Regions from separate parts of the Homo sapiens genome. Here region 1 is linked to region 2. Evidence: read pairs that join two places in POLR2A ChIA-PET (ENCODE). Cell type or tissue: PC-9. All regions are shown on one strand. Links, peaks and the distances in the headings refer to the core of each region. The heading gives the core; the rest is flanking DNA. Region 1 holds the start of FAM186B (family with sequence similarity 186 member B). Region 2 overlaps SPATS2 (spermatogenesis associated serine rich 2).

Region 1 (9,547 bases), core at 1,048-9,047, 91 kb after region 2:
AGCGAGGGTCTAAGTATACAATAAGTGTATTTGAAGACATAGTACGGTACAGATTGCAGAAGAGATTGTTTCCTTATCCACTTTTCCCTGCCTTCTCCCTCCTGCTGACCTTACTTGATTGATAATGAGGCTGGCCATGAGGAACAATGGTAAATGCTGATGGTTAACTATTGTTAATTAAGCCCTGAGCATGTTCCAAGCATGGTGTCAGACACCTCACACTGTGTGGAAGCCTCCCCACAAACCTGGAGCTAGGCAGTATCCTCTTCTGTTTATATATGAGGAAACTGAGGCTCAGAGAGATGAAGTCCTTGCCCAAAGTGATACAACCAGAAATTGACAGAGATGCAATTCAAACTCTTGAGTGAGATTAAGAAGCCAGAAAACCTATGTGTGGGGCCACAGCCTTTCCTTGTGCTCCCTTCTCTTCTCTGAGCTTCAATGTTCTCATCTACAAAATGTATGAGTTCGATAATATCAGGTTCTCCTAATGTTGATGGGAGTAAAAAGCCAAGGTTCAGCTATTTGCTGATGGACCACCTCTGCAGCAGCCTCTAGCTGAGCCTCCCCAACCTTCCTAGCTCTGTTGCTGGGTTTGGAGTGAGAATAGGATGGCCCGCAGGTTCTAGCTGCTAACTCTAGCCCTCCTGGCCTCCCAGCTTTGTTCCTCAGAACCTACGTGAGGCCACAGCTCCAGTGAGCACACCAGAGACCTGTCTCCACATCACACCTCCCTTAGCGCTGAAGGACAGCTCAGAGCTGCTCAGTGCTTGGCCTGGGCTCAACCCTCAGCCCCTCACCACTGCCCATCCATCTCAAATCAAACTTCTGTGATGGAGGAGAATCAGAAAGACCCCAGGCCCAGCCTCTGACTTCCCCTGCCATGGCTCCACCCCGTCCCCACCTAGCTCCCTGGCCAGGTGCTCCTAGAACCTACCTTGTGACCTTTTCTTTTGTCCTTCAATGAGAGTGGAGCAAAGGGCAGTGAGTGACTCGATGCCTCTTTTGGTGGCAATGAGGGACAGCGGTAACACTTTCTCCGTCACTTCAATCCATTCGTCCAGAGCTGCTGCTTCCTCTTCACTCTTCCTGGGCCCAATCTCATAGGTCAGAGTGTCACCTGGAGAAGGGATGGGAGGTGCAGGCTGAGAGCAGTCTGTCCTCCAGGGGGACACAGACAGCCCTATAGCACAGGGGTTCCAGCAGCTGTGAAGTCACATTGATTTTACCTCTTACTAGCTATGTGATGTTGGGCAAGTCACTTATCCCCCTGAGCCTCAGTTTCCTTCCCTATAAAAGAACTGCGTGAAGATTAAATGAGATAATACATGTGGAACAGTTAACATGAGGCCTGCCATGTAGAAATTCACAATGGACATTAAATAGTATTGTCTGTACAGCAGGGAGGTATCTGACTTGTTACTGCTCTATGCCGATTGCCTAGTCCAACATCTGGACAACTGAATTAATTAAGCAGAATCAACAGCTCTGTCAGTCTTGAGGGCAGCTGAGGGACCACTGAACTAAGAGCTTCCAAGCATGGGGTAGTATGCAGGGGGCAGGGCACATACCAATACCATCTTCTTCCAACACTGGAGCATCCAGCACACAGCACACAGGTCCTGTGATGGGATGACTCTGAGCTGAGTGGGGGGTAGCACTTAGCTTTAGGGTTTAATGCAGCTGGCCCACACCCAAATGGCTGCACCAGTTGCTCACAGCTGGCATCAGGGCCCATGCAGTAAAGGTCATTCAGTGCTTTGAATATCACCCAGGGGTGCTCTATAAAATAGCTAATGTGGGTTTGAATTTAGTTTCTATCCTGCACAAAAATGAGATGTCATAATGGACCCGTGACTTAGGCTTCATCATATATTCAGCTAATGTCATGATCTGTGATGTTTGGACACTTCTGTGTCTGCCCCTCAGGAGCATGGAGGTGATGTGCTGTGACACGAGTGGTGGAATGCTTCACTGGAGAAGGGGATGTGTCCTGTGCTGTCCCTGTGCTCGCCACCCACACTCCCCTCCCAGAGGAGGCACGGTGCCCAGCCTGCAAACTCACCCCAGTCACCCAGCCAGCGGAGAATGTCATACAGGTGCTTCTCCTTCATCATAGCATCTTTGGAGAAGGAGGCAATTTTTTCCAGCAAGATGAATCTCTTCTTGCCCTTTGGATCTCTCTGCTGAGATTTGGCATTTTCTTTTAAATCATATCCTAATTCTTCCTGGAAGCGGTTGATGACACAATTGACATTGTCCAAAATGTCTGAGAGCTGGGTAGAAATATCCTATAGAGAAGCAGCAGATTGTAGTGTTAGGGCTGTGGACTTGAGCCAGAAGCCACATGCTAGCAGCGTGACCTTGGACAAGTCGCTTAGCCTCTTTGGGTCTCAGTTTTCTTATATTTAAAGTGGGAATCATTATAGTACCTATGTCACAGGGTTTCTGTAAGGATTAAATGAATTAAATATTTTAAAGTGCTTTTAATAGTACCTGGCACATTACACAAAAGTGGTAGCTTTTATTATCATTGTGATTATTAAGAAGGTCAAGAAAGTATAGAACACCAAAACCCCACAGCAAACATTTCTTTAGAATTTCAGAGGTTGCTGGGGGTTTCTGGATGTCTTTCCTCACAAGGATCCACAGGCAACAGAAGCTTGGAAAAGTGAGGCCCCAAGAAACTCTAGGATCAGAGGCTCAAGTAAAAAATGTACTAGAGCCTCGTGTACAGGGTGATTTGAGCCTTTGGACATTTCCCCAACCCCTATGAACTTCCTGGGCTCAGCTTGGGGGATTCTGGAGGGTTGCCAAGAACAGATTCTGGGTCCTTTCTCCTGCCCTCTAAAACCCACCACACCACCACGATGTGCCTCAGGGCTATCCTCGAGCTTCCTGCCCCCTTCCCGGGCCCCAGCCCTGCCTCAGGCGGGTGGTTGCTTTCAGCTCACCCTGTATATGCCAAGTTTAGGAGAGAGATAATTTATACTAATCTGTCTGCAGACCCAGGTTGCTGAATATCCCAGGGCCTCTGAGGACCCAGAGCTGGAATCTCACTCAAACCTGGGATCAGCCCCCAGTCTCCGCATCAGATCCCAATGTAAGAGTGATTCCTTCATCTCAGGGGCTACCTCTTGAGCCCGAGTTAGCTGGGCAGCCTCAATCCTCAGGATGATGGCTTTCACTGATGTGGGAGTCACCAACTGTGGGGGGTCATCCTTCTCCATTTTGGATCACTCTGTCAGTCACAAAACATCCTGTGTTTCTGGTCCACAGGCCTGGACACACAATGTTGCCTGCTTTGGAGGTTAAGGGCACCAGGGTGTCTCCTGGGTACCCTCTGCCCAGGCACAGCTCCTCTGGTAACTGCCAAACACCAGGTTCCAACTGATCCTCTTTTCCCCAGTGACATCATCAGTTTGATTAGAAGAATTAGGAGATGAGACTCCCCACTATCTAGCTTTTTGTCCATTACCTAACATATATTTACTTGACTTGTTGCCTTTTCTTTTTTTTTTTTTTTTTTTGAGACGGAGTCTCCCTCTGTAGCCCAGGCTGGAGTGCAGTGGTGTGATCTCGGTCACTGCAACCTCCACTTCCTGGGTTCAAGTGATTCTCCTGGCTCAGCCTCCTGAGTAGCTGGGATTACAGGTGCGTGCCACCACGCCTGGCTAATTTATTTTTTGTATTTTTAGTAAAGACGGGGTTTCACTGTGTTAGCGAGGATGGTCTCGATCTCCTGACCTCGTGATCCACCCACCTTAGCCTCCCAAAGTGCTGGGATTACAGGTGTGAGCCACCGTGCCCGGCCTACTTGTTGCTTTTTAAAAATTACTAAATGTTATGCTCCCAAACAAAACATTAATGTCTACAAATAAGAAAAAGCAATTAGCAAAAGTTATTTTCCTGAATAAAATATTTTAAATTTGTAAAAATTAGAGCCAATCAATAACCAAATGGAAGCCAGGCTCAGTGGCTCACGCCTGTAATCCCAACAATTTGGGAGGCTGAGGTGGGAGGATCACTTGAGCCCAGGAGTTTGAGACCAGCCTGGGCAACATGGTGAGAGCCTAGCTCTACAAAAAAATTTAAAAAATAGCCAGGCATGGTGGCGCATGCCTGGGATCCCAACTACTTGAGAGGTTGAGATGGGAGGATCACTTGAGCCCAGGAGGTCAAGGCTGCAGTGAGCCATGTTCACGCCACTACACCCCAGCCTAGGTGATAGATACCCTGACACACACACACACACACACACACACACACACACACACACAAACATACAGAGGGAGGAACATCCCATAATGCTAAAGATGTCAATTAATAAGGAGAACATAATTCTAAATGTGTATATACCTAATAACATTGCTTCAAAATACATGAAGTAAAAAGCTTCCAGAACTGAAAGGAGGAATAGGTAAATCCAAAATTATAGTTGGAGATTCCAGCACTTCTCTTGCAGGAGTTGATAGAAGTAGCAAAAAATAAAAAGTATAGAGGTTTTGAAAAATACTATCAACCAACTTGACTCCATTGACAGTCATAGAACACTTCACCCAACAACAGGACACATATTATTCCCTACGCATATGGAACAATGATCATATAAACCATAATTTGGGCCATAAAACAAGTATCAATTACCCTAAGAAGTCTAAAATAATACAAAATATGTTCTCTGACCACTATGGTATTAAACTATAAATCAATAATTGAGAGATCTTTGGAAAATTCCCAAATATTTTACAAATTAAGCAACATACTTCCATATAACCCTGAGTCAAAAAAGAAATCACAGGGAAAGTTATGAAATACTTTGAACCGAGCAAAAATAGAAACATATCACAATTTTGAGGATGCTGCCAAATCAGTGCTTAGAGGAAAAAACTAGAAAAGGAAGAACAAAAAAACCCAAAATAAGCAGAAGGAAGGAAATAATAAGAATAAGAATAGAGACCAATAGAAAACAAACAAAAATAGAAGAAAATCAATGCAACTAAAATCTGATGTTTTGAAAAGATTAATGCAATTGATAAAACTCTAGCCATATTTACCAGGAAGAAAAGAGAGAAGACAAGCTAACAATATGAAGAATAAGAGACTACAGACTCTACAGTGGGAATAATATGAGAGAGCAATATGAAAAACCTTTATGCCAATAAAGTTGGTAAATTAGATGAAATGGGCAAATTCTTTAACATACGTAACCTATCGATGCTCACTAAAGAAAAAAAAAGCTTTGAATATCCGTAAATCTACTAAAGAAATTGGATTCATAATATAAAAAACCTTTCCCTCAAAGAAAACTCCAGCCCCAGATAGTTTAATTGGTGAGTTCTGCCAAACATTTAAGAAAAAAAAGATACGGTTCTATAAAAACTCTTTCAAAAAATTGAATAGTAAAGAACACTTCTCAAATCATTTTATGAGGTTAGCATTATTTTTATTTTATTTTTTAATTTTTTCTGAGACAGAGTCTTACTCTGTTGCCCAGGCCAGAGTGCAGTGGCGTGATCTCGGCTCACTGCAACCTCCACCTCCTGGGTTCAAGTGATTCTCCCACCTCAGCCTCCCTAGCAGCTGAGACTACAGGTGCGTGCCACCACGCGCAGCTAATTTTTGTATTTTTAGTAGAGATGGGGTTTCACCATGTTGGTCAGGCTGCTCTCAAACTCCTGACCCCAGGTGATCCACCCACCTTGGCCTCCCAAAGTGCTGGGATTACAGGCATCAGCCACCGCACCCAGCTGAGGTTAGCATTATCTTGGTACCAAAACCAGAAAAACATGACAAGAAAAGAAAAAAAAGTACTACAGACTAATATTGCTCACAAATATAGACATAAAAGAAAATGAATTGATTGGGAGGCTGAAACAAGAGGATTGCTTGACTGCAGGAGCTGAAGTCCAGCCTGGGCAACTTAGCAAGACTTCATACCTTAAAAAAAAAAAAAAAGTTGGCCGGGTGCGGTGGCTCATGCCTGTAATCCCAGCACTTTGGGAGCCTGAGGCGGGTGGATCACTTGAGGTCAGGAGTTCAAGATGAGCCTGGCCAACATGGTGAAACCTTGTCTCTACTAAAAACATAAAAATTAGCTGGGTGTGGTGGTGTGCACCTGTAATCCCAGCTACTCTGGAAGCTGAGGCAGGAGAATTGCTTGAACCCAGGAGTCCTGGGTTGCAGTGAGCTGAGATCATATCACTGTACTCCAGCCTGAGTGACAGAGCAAGACTCCGTCTCCAAAAAAAAAAAAAAAACCAAAAACCTTTTTTTTCCCCAAGATGGCAGATTTGGGGCTGTTAGTGTGCCTCAGTCACTTGGAAATTGCAAGGTAGTGCATAAAGATCAACTCTGTGGGCTTTAATTCAAGAAAGAAAATGGGAATCCAACAGAATCATGAAGAACACCCTAGGTCTCAGGGAGGAAAACAAAGGCAAACAGCCCCCGTGATGGCATTTGGCTCATAAAAGTGAGTGAAGCCCCAGTACATGAGAGAGGCAGACAGGCTCTTTCCATCCAGTGGAAAGGGCACTTTGGGAAAGTGCCCTTTCCACTGGAGATACAAGCAACAGAGGCCAAGGGAGAGCACTTTGTTTCTCCCAAGTCCTGGAGGTAACTTGAGAAGATATTTGGAGACACTGAGAAGGAAAGACACTGGGAAAAGCTGTAGGCATTTCCCAGGCCCAGGATGCCACTTTTAATCCAGGCATACAAAGTTAGTCATTCTTTGGCGACACAGTAGCGTGGCCACACAGGCATTTTAGTCTTGGGCCAGAGATTGGAGTGCCTGCTCTCGAGGTGCATAGAGGTTTCTACAGCCAGAATTGTAGAAAGCACCTTGCAGTAGGTGCTGGCAATGTGCTCTTCCCTGTCACAGGACTGGGGTGGGAAAGGGACTGCTACAGCTGTGGTTTCTCCTAGGCAACAAGATGCAACCAGGGTCAGCTTGGTGACCTGTGGACTGGTCTGAGTGAGTTATTGCTTGGTATGCTAGACTGTTCTCCTGAGATCATGGTGCAGTGGGGCCCTCTCAGCTCAACACTCAGGGAGATCTCCAGGCATTTGGAGCACCCACTCACCCAGATCAGCAGCCTGAGCTGCCCTATCCTTCCTGTGCAGACACTCTAGTGAAGTGGGGCTCACTCTGCTCCACACCCAGGCAGATCTTCAGGAATTTGGAGCACCTGCTTGCCTGCATTTGCAGTCTGAGTTGGCACACCCTTCCTGTATAGAGACCATGGTGAAGAGGCACCCTATCCACCCCATGCCCAGACAGATCTCTAGGCAGTCGGAGCATCCGTTCACATGAATTAGCAGCCTGCCACCCCACCCTCCCTGTGTAGAGATTGTGGTGCAGCAGTGCCCTCTGCATTCCACACTCAGACACCTGGAGCATGCACTCTCCTGGATTAGGAGTTTAGGCCACCCTGGTTCCTTGTGCATAGAACTTGGGGCCAAGGAGGTTTCCCAACTCAACAACTAGCAACACCTCTGGGCACTGGGTGGCAGCCCACTGGATTCTCCCTTGGTGTTGGTGCTGTGCCTGCCATTGAGGGACCTGTAGACAGGCCTGCTCTGGTCCAGCCCCACTCATCTTACCTCCTGGGACTGAGCAGGGAGCTCAAGCCACTGTGCATTCCATGGATCAGCCCATTGCCTGAGGCAACAGAGAGCTTCTGCCAGTAAACAAGGATCAAGAATATACCCAGCCACGCTGGCCACAGCTGGCTCTTACTTATAAGTGCCATCTACTGGCCTGTACATCAAACCACACAACCCAATATAAAATCTGCTGATAGTATACAAGGCTATAGAAGCAAAGCCAAAAGACCCAATCTAATATTCTCTACAGTCATTACCCCCTAGGCAGGGGAGAGGGAAAGGGAAGGTGGAAAAAAAAAAAAAACCGATATTATAGGGAAAGAAATAAAAAGAAAAAAATTCTGTCCCCCCACACACAAATTAGAATTGCCAGCATCTCCAGATGAGAAAGAACCAAAGCAAGAATTCTGGCACCATGAAAAATCTGAATGTAGTGACACCACCAAAGGATCGCACTAGATGTCTAGTCCTTAACCAAAATTGAAACTCAGAAATGACAGATAAAGAATTCAAAGCATGGATTGCTAGGAAACTCAACAAGATCCAAGACAAGGTTGAACATCAACCTAAAGAAACTTCTAAAGCAATCCACAAAATGAAGGAATAGATAAACATCTTGAAAATAAATCAGTCAGAGCTTCTGGAATTGAAAAACAGGCTGGGCGTGGTGGCTCACGCCTGTAATCCCAGCACTTTGGGAGGCCGAGGCGGGCGGATCATGAGGTCAGGAGACTGAGACCATCCTGGCTAACATGGTGAAACCCCGTCTCTACTAAAAATACAAAAAACTAGCCGGACACGGTCGTGGGCGCCTGTAGTCCCAGCTACTCAGGAGGCTGAGGCAGGAGAGTGGCGTGAACGCGGGAGGCAGAGCTTGCAGTGAGCCAAGATTGCGCCACTGCACTCCAGCCTGGGCGACAGAGCAAGACTCCATCTCAAAAAAAAAAAAAAAAAGAAAAACTCACTTAAAGAATTTCAAAATACAATTGAAAGCTTTATCAATGACTGGACCATGAGAAGAAAGAATTTTGGAGCTTGAAGTTTGGTCTTTTGAACTAACCTAGTCAGACAAATATATAAAAAAGGTAATTTTTAAAAATGAACAAGGCCAGGCACAGTGGTTCATGCCTGTAATCCCAGCACTTGAGAGGCCAAGGCGGGCGAATCACTTGAGGCCAGGAGTTCGAGACCAGCCTGACCAACATGGTGAAACGTTGTCTCTACTAAAAAAAAAATTAGGCCAGGCACAGTGGTTTATGCCTGTAATCCTAGCACTTTGGGAGGCTGAGGCAGGTGGATCATCTGAAGTCAGGAGTTCAAGACCAGCCTGGCCAACATGGTGAAACCCCATCTCTACTAAAAATACAAAAATTAGACAGGCATGGTGGTGGGTGCCTGTAATCCCAGCTACTCAGGAGGCTGAGGCAGGAGAATTGCTTGAACCTGGGAGGCAGAGGTTGCAGTGAGCTGTGATCCCACCACTGCACTCCAGCCTGGACGACTGAGCAAGACTTCATTTCAAAATAAAAAAATACAAATACAAATACAAAAATTAGCCAGGCGTGGTGGCATGCACCTGTAGTCCCAGCTATTCAGGAGACTGGGGCATTAGAATTGCTTGAACCCAGGAGGCTGAGATTGCAGTGAATTGAGACTGCACTGCTGCACTTCAGCCTGGGCAACAGAGCAAGACTGTGTCTCAAAAAAATAAATAAATAAAAATGTAGGCCGGGCGCAGTGGCTCACACCTGTAATCCCAGCACTTTGGGAGGCCGAGGCGGGTGGATCACGAGGTCAGGGGATCGAGACCATCCTGGCTAACACAGTGAAACCCCGTCTCTACTAAAAATACAAGAATTAGCTGAGCACAGTGGCATGCACCTGTAGTCCCAGCTACTTGGGAGGCTGAGGCAGGAGAATCGCTTGAACCTGGGAGGCGGAG
Region 2 (9,547 bases), core at 775-8,774:
GGAAGGAAATATAGAACATTTAGTTACCAGTCTTTTTCTTTAGTAGCAGGAAGCAGTCATCCAAATCTATCTTTCATGATTGAAGAAAGGATATGGAAATTCTCAACACTGAATAAGGCCCAGGCTTAATAAGAACTAGTGTTGTTCCAAACAGGTTCCCAGCAATATTTAGCTGAATTTCATTAGCAGTTTTAGAATCTAGTCTGCCAGATGCTTGGTGCTTATTATGGCATATTTCCATTCAAGAAAGCCTTGAGAGAAGCTTAGTACCCTGAGGTATTGGAGTGAGCAAGGTAATAGAGAGTCTGAATGAGCCTTTCATCACTCTCTGGGAGGACTCATTGCTTGCCTTTCTGGCATCTAAAAACCATTACCTCACACCACAGGTACTTTTGAACCTCTTGGCCACACATACATACTGGAACCATTGTTTAGCTCAGAAACAGATGGAAAACTTTAGCTTAAGTTTCTGTGTTAAAAGTTGTGTTACAATAGATTATTGTTTTTAATTGTAAAAAATGCCTATGTTGTTATCCTTACACCTAACCTACTTTCCACTTTGAACTTGTCCCACCTTCTCCATTTATTTTGTGATGCCAACATTTCACTAACTTTTTATTATTAAAACTTTCAGATATATAGAAAAGTTGAAAGGATGGTATAATGACAGTGTATTTGCTGTGTGTGTGTATAATATTTTGGTGGAACCATTTGGAATTTGCAGATGTAGATGACATGTCACCCCTAAATGCTTTAGCATAAATAACCTAAAAATAGGTCATTCTTCTATACAACTATAATGCCATTATATAATTTACTTTTTTGATGTGCTTTTAATAAGAAATTTACTATTAAATTTTGACATTCATTTTTGTATTTTAAAGATGTAAAAATTTTAATGGAGAATTATAAGTGCTGATCAACCTTTTCTCTGAGAAATATATCAGCATCAGTTAACTAGTAGATTCTCTTGTTTAACCCTGGGCTGACATCATAGGACTTTTCACTAGATGTTATCAATAGATGGCAACATGACAAACAACAAACAAAAAGAAACAGAAGTTCTTACTGCTTTTCATTGTTTTTTGGCATGAAAACATAAGCTAATATATGTATTTTAATTTTAATTTTTGTGGGTACATGGTAGCTGGATATATTATAAGCTAGTTTTTTTTTAATGGAGGGGTTATATGGTTGTCCATGCACAGTCCTATGAATTTCTTGTGATCACCGAGTTAATCAAAAACAAAGTTTATTTAAATGAACACTAGTGATTCTCACAGGGAAAAAAAAATGCTATCAGAATGTACTAGCACAAATTTCCACAAAAAAGCCTGATTGTGTTGATGCAGACCTTGCTAAAAGTGTCATCTGACATTCTACTTCTCATAATAGATTGTAAGCTGCAAAAGGCTTACTTGTTTGCTGTAGTCTTTTAATAAATATTTTACAAGCTTTGTCAGAGAAAAAGGATTTGTCATCTGATGGACACAGCGTCTGCATCTTAAGGTGATTTGGCAACATAAGAGAGGTAATGTCAAACTGTAGGCCTGGCAGCTCCTGTCTCAGTTGTGCTTTTGTTTTGTCTTTTAGGTATTCCAATGCTGCTAGAGTTCTTGGAGCAAAATATTGCCAAGGTTTGGGAAATGCTTTCTTAGCAAAGTATTGCTACCCCACAATAATTGTATCTTCTCTCCAGTTTGATGCTTTTGGATTAATATGTCAACCAAATTTGTTTAGTTACAAGTCTGTTTATTAACATCATGCGTAACGATTATCAAACCTATGTTCTCTGGCACTTCCCTATAAAAGATTTGCTCCTTGAGGAAATGACCCTGCCTTAGACATTTTTGTATGTCTCACACTATAGTCTCCACATTAACTACTTTGTGCTAACATAACTATGTATTGAGCTAAATTGAATTAGAGCGAGAGAGAAAGAGTGTGTGTGTGTGTGTGTGTGTGTGTTTGAGTGTGATTACAACCAGAAACAAGAGTGGAACTTTTATTTACCCTGTAGTTATATTCCCCTTCAAAAGGAGAAATCAGAATGAACTCCAAATTTGAAGAAAGTTGGAACATTGCATGTTTGTGCAAGTATTAACATTCTAGATTTTTTTTTCTTTTTGCCACCACAAAGCAAAACCGATATGGTAAGGAAAATTATTTTCATCCAGAGGTTGAATACTAGGGTACTACTGTCTCCTTATACATTGAAGGCTGTGGGCTCTTTTATAACAACATGGAAAAGCTTTATGTGCCTATAAACCATTTATATTTGCAGTGGAAAAAATTCTAATTGCCTATTTAATGTTCTTTTTCTGTAAAAAGCCTACCAGAAATCTGTAATTCCATCCTTCCTAGTTACTATTATGTGTTTCTCAGAAACTAGCACACTATATGTCTATCTTTTGACTACTTTGCATTCTAAGTACTAAAATGTAAGTGGACTTGGTGCAACCATGGTCAGCTGTTGAAGACATACAAGTCCTAATCATGGATAAATTTACTATGCCCTAGTGGGGATATTGCTTGGTAAAAATTAATTAGATGCAAGGCCATCAAATTTTATAGACCAAAATATAAATATAAAAAGTATGAGTACAGGCCGGGCGCGGTGGCTCACACCTGTAATCCCAGCACTTTGGGAGGCCGAGGCGGGCGGATCACGAGGTCAGGAGATCGAGACCATTCTGGCTGACACGGTGAAACCCCATCTCTACTAAAAATACAAAAAAAATAGACGAGCGTGGTGGCGGGCGCCTGTAGTCCAAGCTACTCGGGAGGCTGAGGCAGGAGAATGGCGTGAACCCGGAAGGCGGAGCTTGCAGTGAGCCAAGATCGCGCCACTGCACTCCAGCCTAGGAGACAGCGAGACTCCGTCTCAAAAAAAAAAAAAAAAGTATGTGAGTACATACATGGTTAAGTAAGTAATTTCCACACGGACTTTTGCTTTAGCACAGCTTACTAAAAAATGTGTTTTGTAGCTTGCTACTGCCATCTGCTGGTTCTCAACTCTTAGACGTCTACAATTGGTGTACTGCTGCAATGTACCAATATTGCAATATAAAAGGGAATTGGGTCTATTTATTTTATTTATGGGAAAATCTTAAAATATTCTTTGTTGAGAGTAAGACATCAGAATTTGTATGTGATCCATACAATATTATTTTTTAGTATGCTTTTAGCAAACAAACTCACTGGTCTTTCTTTACTATTAATAATGTGCTAATTTTGTATTTGAGTTTCTGATCAAACTTTTTATTCCTTTGTCATCTTTTCCTAGTTTAATGGATCGAGAAGTGGCGTTGCTTGCTGAAATGGACAAAGTGAAAGCTGAAGCAAGTAAGATGATTGATCTTTAATTAAAGCTATTACCTTCATAAATAGTAGGTACCTACTTCCCAACCCTTATAACAAAAGTTCCATATAAATACCATAATAAGAGTTTATATATTTAAATAATCTTAAGCAGTTGCACTGTACTGGCATATGAATCCTTTCAGGTGAAATAACTTTAAAGAGCCTGTTTTAAAAATATTTCCAAATCTTAATATTTTGAATGCAGAGTTCAGTGTATAAGAGACTGCATCACGGTATCTGCCACCAGGTTTTTATTTTATTTTGTTTCTTCCTCTAGTGTTTAAGCAATTCCACTGGGATTTTTTCTACTTGGAAAAAAACCTTTAGCATAATCAGAGAAGACTTCATTAGGTTGCCTACGATTGTATGTGTATACTCCTATCATTACCTATCTCAGAACTTTCTTTGTTTTCTCAGTTTATAGAACAGTCTTCACTCAGTGTCTGTTATCAATGGGTAGGGGAAAAGTTAGAGAATTGAGGGTTCAAGATACCAGGTTTCTTGAAAGCTTACTAAAATAGATTCTGGAGGAATGAAGTCTAACTTTGGTGATTTGTGGGGTTTTGTACAGAAAAAACAGATACCTATTTTTTGATCATTTCTGTTAAGTGTTAGGTTAAACATACACAGCTACACGAAGACAAGGGAATACCAACTGCAACTTGTACAATGGCATTGATTTGAGGCATTTCGGTGGCAGGTTTTATCTTCCTGCATTGAACGCCAGATTAATTATTAGGAAAGTTGTTTATTTTAACCCACCCCCAAACTGGTAAGAATAGAAATGCTGGGCTAGGTCGAGATCATGACTCACAGTTAAATCACTTGTGTGTGTGGTCACGGGCCAGAGGATGCAGCTTTGAAGCACTGAAATGACTTCAGCTTTGGTCCATTTTAACTTGAAAATTTGAGAATGTAGCAGAGATGCCTTCCACTGTTTTTCAGAGGTGAGATTTCATTACATTGAGCAATATATTTTGAGTTTCTAAATTTGACATTTCAGTCCATTATTTTATCTGTATATTCTCTTTTTGAAAATGGAAATGCAGATAAACTAAAACCACTAAGAAGACATATTTCTTAGTTTTGAGAAGAAGGTCCTTTTAGGCCAGGCGTGGTGGCTCACGCATATAATCCCAGCACTTTGGGCGGATCACCTGAGCCCAGGAGTTTGAGACCAGCCTAGGCAACATAGTGAAACCTCGTCTCTACAAAAAATAAGAAATAAGGCTGGGCGCAGTGGCTCATGCCTGTAATTCCAGCACTTTGGGAGGCTGAGGCGGGCAGATCACGAGGTCAGGAGATCGAGGCCATCCTGGCCAACATGATAAAACCCCGTCTCTACTAAAAATACAAAAATTAGCTGGGCATGGTGGCACACGCCTGTAGTCCCAGCTACTCGGGAGGCTGAGGCAGGAGAATCACTTGAACCCAGGGGGCAGAGGTTGCAGTGAGCCGAGATTGCGCCACTGCACTCCAGCCTGGCAACAGAGCAAGACTCCATCTCAAAAAAAAAAAAAAAAAAAAAAAAAAAAATATATATATATATATATATATATATATATATATATATATATAAATCAGGCATGGGGTCATGTGCTACATGTAGTCCTAGTTAGTTGAGAGGCTGAGGTGGAAGGATCACTTGAGCCCAGGAGGTCGAGGCTGCAGTGAGCTGTGATTGCACCACTGTACTCCAGCCTGGGCGATAGAGCAAGACCCTGTCTTGAAATTAAAAAAAAAGAAGGTGCTTTTAAGAATATTAATACATCTTTTATATTAATAGAAAATTTTGGCCGGGTGCAGTGGGTCACGCCTGTAATCCCAGCACTCTGGGAGGCCGAGGCGGGCTGATCACGAGGTCAAGAGATCAAGACCATCCTGGCCAACATGGTGAAACCCTGTCTCTACTAAAAATACAAAAATTAGCTGGGCATGGTGGCATGCGCCTGTAGTCCCAGCTACTCGGGAGGCTGAGGCAGGAGAATCACTTGAACCCAGGGGGCAGAGGTTGCAGTGAGCCGAGATTGCGCCACTGCACTCCAGCCTAGCGACAGAGCAAGACTCCATCTCAAAACTAAAAAAAAAAAAAGAAAAGAAAAGAAAATTTCAGATAGCGAGGCTAATGTAACAAATTCCCATCACTCAGCTTCAACCAATTATCAATTTGTGGCCAATCTTATTTTATCAAATTCAGAGCTCAAAGTTTTACTTAACTTCATCAGTTTTATATCTTTAGCTCTTTTCTCCCTGAAAATCCTGGTTCTCAATGATATTACTCATTTACCAATGCTATCAAGAGTAATTACTCATTTACCAGTGCTATCAAGAGTTGCTTTTTGTTTTTTACATATTATAATTTTATTAAGTAACTGATAGGTTTGTAGTATTTCAATCTTTTCCAGTGTTGTATAATTAGGTCCTATGAGTTATCTGTTACGTGTAGAAAGCTTTTTATTCACCTCATTTTTGCCATTTTGAGAGCTATAATTTTGTCATAGAATCACTGAATGCTAGAGCTGAGAGAAACTGAAGTTGATACAAATGGCAAATAGGTTTTATCTTGGGACCTAAACCAATAGATCATTTGTAACTGTTGGGCTTTGGCGTTAAGAAACTTTTGTAGGCATGCTCCTGACTCCTGAGAAAGTGGGCCCTGATTGATTAGTGTGACTTGGGTCTAGGCAGCCCATGTGTGCATCTCTGTGGCAGTTGGGCTGAGTAAACTTGCTAAATACATCCAGCTCTCTGTAATACCTGGTGTAACTCTTTAAAACTTCTGTTTTTTTCTGACGTGAATTTGGCTAATTCCTCAGTGTGTTACAGGATTCTATGTATATCAGTTAGGGATTGAGTTTGACTACATGGAACAGAGTGGCCTAAATAAATGTGAGTGTCCTTTTTTCTCAGAAAATGAAAAGTACAGAGGTAAGCAACCCAGGGCTGGCAGGACATTTCCCAGATGACATTAGGGACCCAGGATCTTCTGTTCTTCTGCCCAGCCATTCTGAGAGTATGCTTATGGTCAAAAGACAACTCCCTAGGCTCCAGTCGAGAAGGAGTAAAACGTTACATGCTAAGACTCCCTTAAAACGCTTTCCTGTAAAGCCTGCCCTTTGAGTTCTGCTTATATCTCAATGGGGAAACTATATCACATGGCCGTTTCATCTGTAGCAAAGCCAGAAAATATAGATTTTTTTTTTACCCAATTATGTTGGTACCCAACAACATTGGATTTCTGATAGCCCTGAATGTTCCTGAATGTAGTTGGAAAGACTGTGTTCCATCAGCTAATGGTCTTTGCTACAGTCCTCCACTACCCAGTATCCCTCTTTTTTCCAAAATGAGAATATGTTCACCACCTCCTCAATAGCAATACCTCCAAAGTCTCATCTAGTTAGTTAATATTCAGCTGAAAGGCCAGGTCTTCAGAGTGATTTCAGATCTTCCAAGGATGGGGTCTCATAAATTAAAAGAAAGGCTAAATGCCCCCTTCTCCCATATTACATAGTTGGAGAAAGAAAAGGATAATTATAGTAAAAATTCCCACTTGGAAAAGCAATGATCAAATCTTGCTGGATGGGAAGGAATAGCAGAGTCCCTTCCCTGGTAGTAGAGAACATTCGTTGGGTGGTTTATCTGCTTCCTGGGAGGATTTCTTTGGTTTTGTTTCCACTGTAGCCCCTGTCTCTCTGGGAGATTTTTATTGTATGTTCTCTGCCATGACCATATCCAAGTTATATATCAGAAAGCATGCCAGAGAAGGTGGTTCTTAAAAGGGTGTAACAATCTAAATACCCATCACTAGGGAACTCGGTAAATAATTGTGGTATATCCACATACTGGGTGGCTGTTAAACAGAATGAAGGTGATCCAGATGTATTAATAGGGAATAAATTTAAAGATATATTAAGTAAAAATAGCTAAGGTAAAAGAAAGACCATGTGTATGATATACTTCCATTTGTGAGAAGGGAAAAAAGAGAGCTACATATGTATGCATGTTGTATGTACATACACAATATTTGGATGTGTACGTAAGAAATGGTGAACAGTCGTTTCCCCTGGAGAGGAGACCACAAAATCAGAAATAAGAGAGATGCTCTTTTCATTTTATACCCAACTTACTCTAGATGAATATTTTTTATTATGTGTACATATTTCCTTTTTAATTTATATGCATCTTGATAAAATTTTTTTGACTGGAAGGAGAAATAACAATGATTTATGAGTGTTTGTGATTTATAAAAAATATTTACCACTTAACTGCCTTCAGAGACCCAATGGAAGGTAGAGACCAGACTTTTGATATTTTCATTTTCTGGGTGGATAGGCAGCTAAGCCTTTGGCTGACCAAATACCTACTGCAAGGCTTATATTTCTAGTTCTTCTTTATCCTATTTAGCAGCAACATAAGGTTCACACTCACTTTTCCTCTACAGTGGAAATTTTGCTCAGCCGACAAAAGAAGGCTGAACTTCTAAAGAAGATGACTCATGTGGCTGTTCAAATGTCAGAGCAGCAATTGGTTGAGCTCAGAGCTGATATCAAGGTAAAACTTCTTTCTGCTTTCTGCCTTTCTTCTTATCCTCAGGGGCTAAAGTAAGAAATTTTCATAATTCATGGCCATATCTAATATATTAAACTCATGATCTTCCTTTCCCAAACCTGGCCCTCTTCCAAGTCCCTTTCTCTGTAAGTGGTATTATCATCTACCCAGTTGTCCCAGCTGGAAACCTTAGGAAATTTCTCCATTTCCCACCTTAAATCTGTCAGCACACTCCATCCATTTGACTAAATCTCAGATCTGACCTTATCTCTTCATCTCCACCACCACCATTATGATCAGGTTACCACCATCTCTTGCCTGGACTTCTGTAAGAGCCTCTTAACTGGTTCTGTTCATCCATTCTGTCTCTGCCCCACCCGCCCCACCCTCCATGTATGTTCCCCACACTACAGCAGTCTGCTTCAAACTTTCTGTTGCTTTTAGGATGAATACTATAATCCTTAATCCGGTCTGAAGGACTGTGCAGTCTTGCTCTGCCATTACCCTCAGTTCATACCATCCCCCCGGTCCTCTGCCCTCAAGCAGAGGCTGGAGGCTTCTACACTCCACAGACACACCTGCTTTTCCATCTGTCCAAATGCTCTTCTCCCTGCCTCCAACTACAGTTACCACTATTTTTTTTTTTTTTTTGAGACAAAGTCTCGCTCTGTCACCCAGGCTGGAGTGCAATGGCGTGCCATCTCGGTTCACTGCATCCTCCACCTCCTAGGTGCAAGCAATTCTCCTGCTCCAGCCTCCCGAGTAGCTGGGATTACAGGCGCCTGCCACCACGCCTGGCTAATTTTTTTTTTTTTTTGATTCGGAGTTTCGCTCTTGTTGCCCAGGCTGGAGTGCAATAGCGCAATCTCAGCTCACCGCAACCTCCGCCTCCCCGGTTCAAGCGCTTCTCCTGCCTCAGCCTCCCAAGTAGCTAGGATTATAGGCATGCGCCACCATGCCCAGCTAATTTTTTTATTTTTAGTAGAGATGGGGTTTCTCCATGTTGGTCAGGCTGGTCTCAAACTCTCAACCTCAGGTGATCTGCCTGCCTCAGCCTCCCAAAGTGCTAGGATTACGGGCATGAGCCACCACGCCCAGCGGCTAATTTTTATCCTTTTAGTAGAGATGGGGTTTCATGATGTTGGCCAGGCTGGTCTTGAACTCCTGACCTCAGGTGATCTACCCGCCTCGGCCTCTCAAAGTGCTGGGATTACAGGTGTGAGCCACCGCGCCCGGCCCAGTTACCACCCTTGACCTCCTCATCCTTCCTGACTTCCCCATCATATCTCCTCATTCTGTGGTTTCAGAGCGTAGTTATGACTTTATGTGCATTGGTTACTTTGTCTTCCCCACTAGATAGTGAACTTCACAGTGGCAGGCAGGAGCTCCTGTCTCTCCAAGTGCCTAGCACAGCACCTTGGCATGTACTTGGTCTTCTGTAAATAGTTGGTTGACCAATTCTGATTTTATAGAGAAAAATTATCTTTGAGATGTTTGTTATAATCTATTTATAACAATTACTTGGGTTCAACATTTATACCTTTTTAATTTTTTTTTTTTTTTGAGTCTCGCTCTGTCATCCAGGCTGGAGTGCAGTGGCGCTGTCGCCACTCACTGCAACCTTTACCTCCTGGGT

What was found. ChIA-PET counts read pairs that join two places held together with the same protein. Peaks named below come from ENCODE experiments on the same cell type or tissue, not always from the same donor. Only the 100,000 strongest peaks of a DNase experiment are listed, where the experiment ranks them.
Region 1: POLR2A ChIA-PET joins it to region 2 with 14 read pairs; 4 of 35 experiments call an interaction of 5 or more read pairs at or near these places.

What each region holds. Positions count from the first base shown.
Region 1 is chr12:49,602,248-49,611,794 of GRCh38, forward strand. FAM186B (family with sequence similarity 186 member B) reads right to left here and starts at 3,392. Exons shown (of 7, transcript NM_032130.3): 1 at 3,135-3,392; 2 at 2,066-2,291; 3 at 938-1,120. The coding sequence starts at 3,230. In PC-9, for the core only: a CTCF peak has its summit at 7,823; no DNase peak of the experiment used is centred there.
Region 2 is chr12:49,511,269-49,520,815 of GRCh38, forward strand. SPATS2 (spermatogenesis associated serine rich 2) reads left to right here. Exons shown (of 14, transcript NM_023071.4): 10 at 3,287-3,345; 11 at 7,805-7,914. Among named protein-coding and RNA genes, the nearest start is that of KCNH3, 23 kb to the right of the region's middle. RefSeq lists a silencer at 2,559-2,737. In PC-9, for the core only: CTCF peaks have their summits at 2,991 (motif pointing left) and 3,194; DNase peaks (open chromatin) are centred at 2,973 and 4,093.